2 separate regions of the Homo sapiens genome follow, and region 1 is linked to region 2. Evidence: chromatin loops called from intact Hi-C (ENCODE). Cell type or tissue: heart left ventricle. All regions are shown on one strand. Each heading gives the region's core, and the rest is flanking DNA. Links, peaks and the distances in the headings are about the cores only. Region 1 overlaps LINC02577 (long intergenic non-protein coding RNA 2577). Region 2 has its middle 6.0 kb from the start of PIK3CG.

Evidence for each region. Peaks named below come from ENCODE experiments on the same cell type or tissue, not always from the same donor. Only the 100,000 strongest peaks of a DNase experiment are listed, where the experiment ranks them.
Region 1: it touches region 2 in a loop (6-fold over the local background); 2 of 110 quality-filtered maps call a loop at or near these places.

What each region holds. Positions count from the first base shown.
Region 1 is chr7:106,809,857-106,814,252 of GRCh38, reverse strand. The region is part of intron 1 of LINC02577 (long intergenic non-protein coding RNA 2577); the gene reads right to left. Among named protein-coding and RNA genes, the nearest start is that of LINC02577, 37 kb to the right of the region's middle. In heart left ventricle, for the core only: no CTCF peak of the experiment used is centred there; no DNase peak of the experiment used is centred there.
Region 2 is chr7:106,857,101-106,861,496 of GRCh38, reverse strand. No RefSeq gene overlaps it. Among named protein-coding and RNA genes, the nearest start is that of PIK3CG, 6.0 kb to the left of the region's middle. In heart left ventricle, for the core only: no CTCF peak of the experiment used is centred there; a DNase peak (open chromatin) is centred at 2,326.

The sequences.
Region 1 (4,396 bases), core at 217-4,216, 47 kb after region 2:
AACTGAAAATCCAAGAGAATCTAAAAAGAGACAGTAAACTTTCTAAAGAAAGGTATGTAATGAGGTCATAGTGTTGCCGAGATGACAGTCAATGTCAGTTACTGGATGTTCTGTTGCAGAGGTGACTAGATTCTTGTCACTGTTTCATGCTGAAACTCACAAATGACTGCCAATCACAATTGTGCCAAATGATTGGCACAATTTGAATATGCCAATCAAAGTCACAAATGACCCAAATGACTGGGTTTACGTTTGTGGGGAATCTTACTGGGAAGTGTCGTTTTACAAATTCTTTCTCCCGATTATTTCATCTGATGCAACTTCTGGTAACCTCCTTCAACTATCTTGTTACTGTCCCCCAATTTCTCTGGTCTTTTGCACCAGAAGGATGGACAGGAGGTGGTGGTGGAAGAAGCCAAATAGAATTTGCTAGCAGGAATAGAAGGTGACTCATTTTCTCCCTTCCTTTCTTACTTATTCCCCGTGATAAATGTTCCAGGACTTTTCCAGTTGAAAGGAGAGAAGATGAGACATAAGTTATAACGGTCCCACTGTGTAATTTTTAGTAGGTAATGAATGCTTCACAGCTTTGTTTTATTAGGAAATATGCATGCTATGTTAATAAAATGGGTTGTGGAGTTTGAAATTTCATTAATGAACATTAAATATTATCAAAAGGCTAATAATTCATTATAATTTTAAAATTAAACATGAGCTCATCAAATAATTTAAATCATTTAATCTAGTAATGTTGAGATGAATTGTGGGGCAATGCTCTTCAGTGCATACTATTTTATTTTATTTATTTTAATTTTTTTTTTAGACAATCCCACTCTGTCACTCAGGCTGGAGTGCAGTGGCGTGATCTTGGTTCACTGCAAACTCTGCCTCCTGAGTTCAAGCGATTCTCATGCCTCTGCTTCCTGAATAGCTGGAATTACAGGTATGCACCACCACGCCTGGCTAATTTTTGTATTTTTAGTAGAGACAGGGTTACAGCATGTTGGCCAGGCCGGTCTCAAACTCCTGGCCTCAAGTGATCCACCTGCCTCGGCCTCCCAAAGTGCTGGGACTATAGGCATGAGCCACGGCACCAGGCCCATACTATGAAAACACCCACACACACACATACACACACACACACACATGCACACACACAAAAAAACCCCACAACTGTTAATGGACAATGAAATATGTAACAGTGTCTTACTTTATTTTGTGCTGCTGAAACAGAATACTTGAGACTGGGTGATTTGTAAAAACTAGAAATGTATTTTCTTACAGTTCTAGAGGCTGGAAAGTCCATGACCAAGGAATCTGCAGGTTCAGTTGTCTGGTGAGGGCTGCACACCAGAGAGGCACTTGGAGTGGGGGATGATGAATTTAGATTGGGGTGGTTAAAGAAGACTCCTCTAAGGAGGCAACATTTGAGATAAAAGGAGAATGATGGGAACCCAGCCTTGTGAAGCTTGAGGGAAGAGCTTTCCAAGCAGGAGAAATAGCTTGATCAAAGGTCCCTATAGCAGGAACAGGCTTGATGTGTTCAGTATTCCATGATGGGAAGAATGTACATTTATATCACTATTAGCTTTTAAAATCATCTTTAAATTATTATATCATGTCTGTAGTTAGTATGTAGACAGCACAGTGAGGTGCCACCCAGTGAGAGCCATATTAAGGGGACAGACCAACCAGACATAGAAAGATGGGCACCATTTTTTAAGAGGTGTTAAAGCATCACTGGAAAACATTTGGAATGTGGCACCCCTAAACTCAGGTCTCCATGTACAAGTCCTTCTTTAAGTAGTGAAGCTTAGGGACCAATGTGATGGTGAGGTATCTGAGGGCATTGAAGTCTCTGAAGTCTTTTTGGTGCTCCTTGTCAACTGCTTTCTCAACGGCCTCTGCCGGTAGGATCCAAGGATGCAAGGATCCAACCCCAGTTGGAGCTGTCATACCCTGGGAAGGAAGGAATGAGTTACAGAGCATGGAGGCTGAGCTTGTGTGTGATTTTCACTCTGTTGCTCAGCCTTTCTTCCCTCCCTGCTGGGTGTGGCAGCCAGAATGTAGTCAGAAGTGCAACCCATGTGAGGAGCTCGTGGCAAACCCTCAACTGCTTTATTTAGCAGTAGACCTCACTGAGGCCGGGGAGGAGGAAGGATGGGGCTGGCTGCTCTGCTTAACTGTACATCATCCTTTTTTTTTTTTCTTTTTTTCATTGGTATTTACCTCATGGCCCACCTTGTTTCCAGATCTTGCAGCTTTTGAGCAAGAGGTTTTTCTGGAGCTCTGTTGGGGAAGGCAACTTACTTAATAGAATGAAGGCTCTGCTTGGCTTTCCTTTAATCTGATCCTAGATTTTTCATATTTTCCAAAAAGCCTCAAAGTTTCTGGAGTAAAATGGTGTCTGTGGCAGAGACTGCTGGTTGTCTACTCCCAAATATCTCTCCTTTAATAAGAGAACCCCAAATTCCAGCTGGGCACATGACTGCCAAGCTAAACAAACAAACAAACAAACAAACAAACAAACAACCCACAAAAGAACAACAACCCTACATTCCCCAAATTATTTGCAGTCAGATATGACCCTGTAACTAAGTTCTGACCGATGAAACATAAACAGAAATCGTGTGGGAGTACACACTAATATCTTTAAAGAGAGAGAACATGGCCTCCTTTCTTTTTTCTTCATCTTTCTGCCTGAGACACGAATGCAATAGCTGGAGCTCTAGCAATCACATTGAACCACAAAGAAGAATGGTGGAGGTAAAAACTGGAAGAAGCCAGGGTCTGTGATAATCACCATAACAGCTCTGAAATGCTTATTTCTAGATTTCTTTTATGTGAGAGAAAAAGAAACTGTTTTGTTTAAGCTACTGTCATTTTGTGCTGGTTCTATAGCCAAATCTAATTCTAACTGATATAGTTCCCTTTTTGTTTTTTAAGAACCTATTCAGAATTACACACATACACACACGCACACATACAATGTGTATATATATATATATATGCATATATACATATATATGTGTATGTATATATAGAGTATATCTATATATACGTAATGTCATTTCACTGGGAAGTGAGGAAAACTTCTTGAAATGGAAACTTGCATGCAAAGATTGTCTCAAAAAGAATGAAAAAATTACTTGAATCATGATTTTGTATTTTTTTCTTCATAATTTTTTCATCCTCCTATATCCTTACAGAGTAAGTGCTTAATAAATCTTTTGACTTTGAAAACATTGCAGGCTCATCATTATTATAAAATGTAATTTTTAAAATATTAAAAGTTACATAATGAAAACAATTGTAGACTTGGATTCAGAAGATGTGGTAGATAGTGGTGGTGCTTGGCCCAGAAGTCCATTACCTGGCCATGGTACCCATCTTCCAGGTGCTGTAGACTCCATGAGTGTAAGCTCCTTGCCCAGAGATGCAGCTTCCATCCACCAGGGGTGGGGTGGGGTTGGAGGGCAAGAGGCAATGAATGATTGATAAAGGGATATAAAAGCCTCGCTCTCTTGTCTCAAGGCAGGAAAAATTTGTGGAGCACTCATGCTCCAGAGCTCCCCACGGCATCAGGCTAGTGATAAACTCTAGCTGACCCATATCTTAGCCCAGCCCCTTCCCCTGTCCTATTCTACTTCCCTTATGCACATACAGGTGTTCGCTCCCTCAATAAATTACTAGCATGAGAATCCTCATGTCAGGCTCTGCTTCTAGGAAACTTGACCTAAGAGGGAAGATGTAGGTGGCTGTCTCAGTTTTTCTGTATAGCCTTAGGAAAGCCACTGGATTTTTTGAGCCCTTTTCTCATAAATCAAAATGAAGAGAATAACACTCTGCCTATGGGCTTTTTGTGAAGCTTAAATGAAGTAATTATATGTAAAAGCATTTTTTTGTGGGCAAATATATTATTAATAACTAGTATTTAGAAAAATAGAATGTAGTTGTGAACAAACTTTCATAGAAATAGATTTTAGGCATCAAGTACTTGCGCTTTATGGTAACTATATTTTTACTACTGGGTATGCTATTTCATCTATAACTTACTATACTGTATATAATACTAATACTTAGTCACCAATTTGTTCCTTGCTGATTGCTTCTCAATTGTATTCATCAGTCTTATCAATATTTATGGAAATTTGTTACTTTTTTCTACATATGTTTGACAAATAGTTATTAAATTTTTATTTTTTTGAGATGGAGTTTCACTCTTGTTGTCCAGGCTGGAGTGCAATGGCACGATCTTAGCTCACTGCAACCTCCACCTCCCGGGTTCAAGTGATTCTCCTGCTTCAGCCTCCCGAGTAGCTGGGATTATAGGCACCCACCACCATGCCTGGCTAATTTTTGTATTTTTGGTAGAGATGGGGTTTTGCCATGTTGG
Region 2 (4,396 bases), core at 258-4,257:
GTAGTAAGCACTTCACAAATTTCTGGAAAAGATTTTTCTATAAATTGGTTTTTAAAAATCCAAAATCTTTGCGTGATACTTTATTTTTATTTTATTTTTTATTTTTGAGACAGAGTCTAGCTCTGTCTCCCAGGCTGGAGTGCGGTGGTGTGATCTCAACTCACTGTAACCTCCACTTGCCAGGTTCAAGTGATTCTCCTGCCTCAGCCTCCCGAGTAGCTGGGATTATAGGCATGCGCCACCATGCCCAACTAATTTTTGTATTTTTAGTATAGACTGGGTTTCACCACATTGGCCAGCCTGGTCTTGAACTTCTGACCTCAAGTTATCCACCTGCCACAGCCTCCAAAAGTGCTGAGATTACAGGTGTGAGCCACCACACCTGGCCTGCATAATACTTTAGACCTTTTATGATTTATCCCTTATGAACTATCCTTAACTCTTTCTTCCAGATTCTCCTCTTCCAATTCCCTTCCATGATTGAATTCCACCAATTTCTGCTTTCATACCTTCTGTGTTCCACCACACCTCTGTGCCTCTGTGTGCCACTCCCTATGTCCTATTCCCTCCCCTCATTCTCTCTCCTCTCCCTCCCCCTTCTCTCATCCCCTCAGCCATTTGACCAGCTCCTGCTTCATTGGTATTCAGAGTGAGTAACCTCCACTGAGAGGGCTTTCTGGTCAGGAAAGCATAGGGTTAGGGAAGCTTTCTCCCAATAGTAACCACCACAATAACAATATCACCACCAATAAGTGGAAGCTCTTCTTTAGGGAAGGGTCTCACTCTGTTGCTCAGGCTGGAGTACAGTAGTGCAATCTCAGCTCACTGCAGGCTTGACCTCCCGGGCTCAAGTGATCCTCCCATCTCAGCCTCTCAAGTAGCTGGAACTACAGGTGTGAGCCTCCATACCCGGCTAATTTTTTGTATATTTACTAGAGATGAGATATTGCCATGTTGCCCTGGCTGGTCTGGAACGCCTGGGTTCAAGTGATCTGCCTGCCTTGGCCTCCCAAAGTGTTGAGATTACAGGCGTGAACCACTGTGCCTGGCTCACAAACTCTTTTATGGCACTTTCTTTGAGTCTTACGTTGATCTAAGAACTTTAGTACATTCATTCATTTAATCCTCACATCCTTCCAAGGGGAGAGGCACTACTATTGTCTCCACTTACAGGTGCTAAAAGCAAGGCACAGAGAAGTTGAGTGGCTTGCCCTTGGTGCCACAGGTGGTAAGTGGCAGTCATCATAGCACTTCTCCTGGGTGAGGACAGCTGGTGACTGGGCTGCCTCCTCTACCCGACTGGGTTCTTTGAGTGACTGCTCTGTATTGACTCGCTGTATTCCCCAGAGCTTAATACAGTGCTTGCCACATACAAAGCCAAGGCCTTGATAAATGTTGGTGGAATGGTTAGTTTGTATAGAGTCTCTCTTTTTGGAAGCCATTGGATTCCTTTGTATTTACAGGAAGCAATGGGAGTACTGAGTGATATTCGCAAAGCCTCCCAGACTAACCAAAACCCAGACAGCCCCTCCCTTCCATGTAACCATGTAACGTAAAACTCTCCAATCTGCCTCCTCTTCAAACCTTGCAATGTGAAACTTGGGAGGAAAATGGTCTGTAGGGTGTGGAACTTAGGAGGGAACCTAGTTTGACATTATAAGAAACCACAATCCTTTAGAAACATCTCCTTTATAGCTCTTATTTGGTCCAATTTAGTAGTTTTCTTTGTTGTTCCATTCCTAATATTGACTGAAGTATAAGACCAAAGACCGTTGGTACCGTGTCCTGTGAGCCAGAAATCCTCCCATGGAATGGATATCCAGACCCATCCCTGAGTCCCTGCCTTCAGAATTACCTGCTTGCTGCTAAGGAATTTTATCTACCTACCTATGCACCTATCTAGTCACCTACCTAACTGTCTCATCCACGTCTCACACACACACCATGATCCTGACAGAGACAAAGCTGATTGCAATAAGGGAGTAGTTTCCGAACCAAATCTGTTTCCTTCCTTCATAGGATTTTCCCTGTTCAAGAGCATAGCAGAGGGTCCTAGGAGAGAGGAAGAATGAGTAGACCAGCTTAGTTGGAGTCTGCTCTCAAATCCCTGGCCCTGAGGCTGGAAGGGAGATTATAATAGGAGCTGCTTCTCAGGCCTTCTTAGGGAACATTGTTCCTTCCAAAGCCCTGGGTTCTCAGCTTTGAGTCTGGCAGGAGTCACATCCAGCTGGAAGGAAGCCAAGAGGGTGCCCCACCTCTCCAGGTTCAGAAAAAGGTCACAGGAGCAAAGCAGGCTTGGGCTGGGAAGTGGGTGTTGGGGCTGGCCGGGAGCCAAGTGCTTTTCTGGTCCCCAGGAGGGTGAGCCGGGTCACTGTGAGGCCACGGCCCTGCACCTCCTTCTTCTTCTTTTCAAGCAAAAATCAACTTTATTCCAGTGGCCTCTGTACTGCTTTCTTCTCTGATGGGTAGACAAGGACCTTGCGGGCCACGGGCACTAGCTCCTGCAGGGACCTGGGGCGGGACAGGAAGGGATCTCTACCTGCCTTGCTCTATACCTAGGAGGAATATTTTTGCCTTCAAAGCTTGGCCTGCATTTTCTGGAATTACCCATCATGTGTGTCTGTTGAATCAAGTGAGAATTTTCTGCAGATTGGGAAATGCCTTGCAGGGTGTGTCTCAGTGAGGGCTCGAGTTCCCCCGGGTGTGCCCCTCTGCTGCCATAGCGGTTCTCATTTTCTTTTCAAATAGATGCCTTGGCAGTCTCCATTCCTCCAGCCTTTTTCATTCTCTCCTCCTCCCCTCTTGCCTCCTTTTCTTTTAAAATAGTATGTACAACCTGAAAGGGAGGAGCTTCTGGGTTGCTGGTAGTTTCTTGATGCGGTGCCGGCCTAGCTTATGATCAGTTTGTGGAAGTTCATGAAGCTTGGCACATACAAAGCTTGTGCACTCAATGATCACTTTTCTGTATGTGAATGTCAAAAATTAATTTTACCTGAAGATTTAAGCTACTTTCCATACTTTCATACTTTTCTTTTTTTTTTTTGGAGACAGGTTCTCACTGTGTCTCCCAGGCTAGAGTGCAGTGATGCAAACAGGGCTTATTGAAGCCTCCATCTCCCTGGCTCAAGCAGTTTCTCCCACCTCAGCCTCCCAAGTAGCTGGGACTAGAGGTGGTGCACCACCATGCCTGGCTAATTTTTAAATTTGTCATAGAAATGGGTCTCGCTGTGTTGCCCAGGCTGGTCTCGAACTGCTGGCCTCAAGCAATCCTCCAGCCTTGGCCTCCCAAAGTGCTGGGATTACAGGCATAAGCCACTGTACCTGGCCATACTTTCTTAAACAATTAAGAGTGTTCCTCGCCCACCCCACCCTCCTTTTCCTGCTACATTCTTGCAGACTCCTTTCCATGTGAACCTTGATGTTTCAAGTGGAGCCTAGTTTGGAATTGTTGGGTTTGCCTCTCATAAGCTCTGCCCTTGGCATAGTGGCTCCATCTTTATATTAGCTGGGGGCCACGGGTAATTCAGACTCATTTGGAGGGAAAGGGGTCTTCCATTCAAGCTGATGTTGTGGCATTCCATTCAATTATTCATTGACTTATGCAATAAATGAATGCCATGAGTGCATTGTGTTCATGCATTCATTAAGCATTTGTTATTGAATATCTTATATAATGGCACATGGAGTTTCTGTGTGCATGGAACTTGAAACCTAGCAGGGCAGAGAAGATATGCACCTGTCATCATCACAAAGCATGGCATGTAAGAAGTGTCCTCCGGGCTGTACAGGGAAAGGGCTGCAGGAGTCACAGCAGGATGCTGCCCTTTCCAACTGAGCCTTCCAGCAGAAAGGCCGCAGTAGAAGTGGCAGGGAGAACAGCGCAATTCAGCTAGGCAGGGGTGAGGGGAAAGAGCATTCCAGAGAGGGAATAGTGTAAGGCAGCCAAAGTTCAGAAGAGTGAAATTCATTCACTTAAGTAGCCTTGAATGGGAGAGGAGGCCCAAGGAGGGTGGGCTCTGGTCAAGCCATGGTGTTCCTGAGAAGGCCATGGCAAGAAACATGGCCTTCATTTGTAGACATTGGTAAATAATTACGAAGAACTAAATTGAACAGGGTGGAAGTGGGAGTAGGTGAGGGGATGCAGTACATCTCTAAAGACCCCCTGCTTTCTTTTTAAAATCATGGCTTTATTCAAGTATACTTAACATTCCACCCCCACCCCTGCCAGTTTTAATCTTTGACATAGTTCTCTGAGACAAATGAAATAGTCTTAACATATTCATTATGTTATGCTAACTGTGCTGATCGCTGTAACAAAATCTCAGTGGCATATTTCTTTTTCACCCTATAGTCCCATGCAGGTTGGATGGAGAGGAGCTGTTCTAATCATTCATTC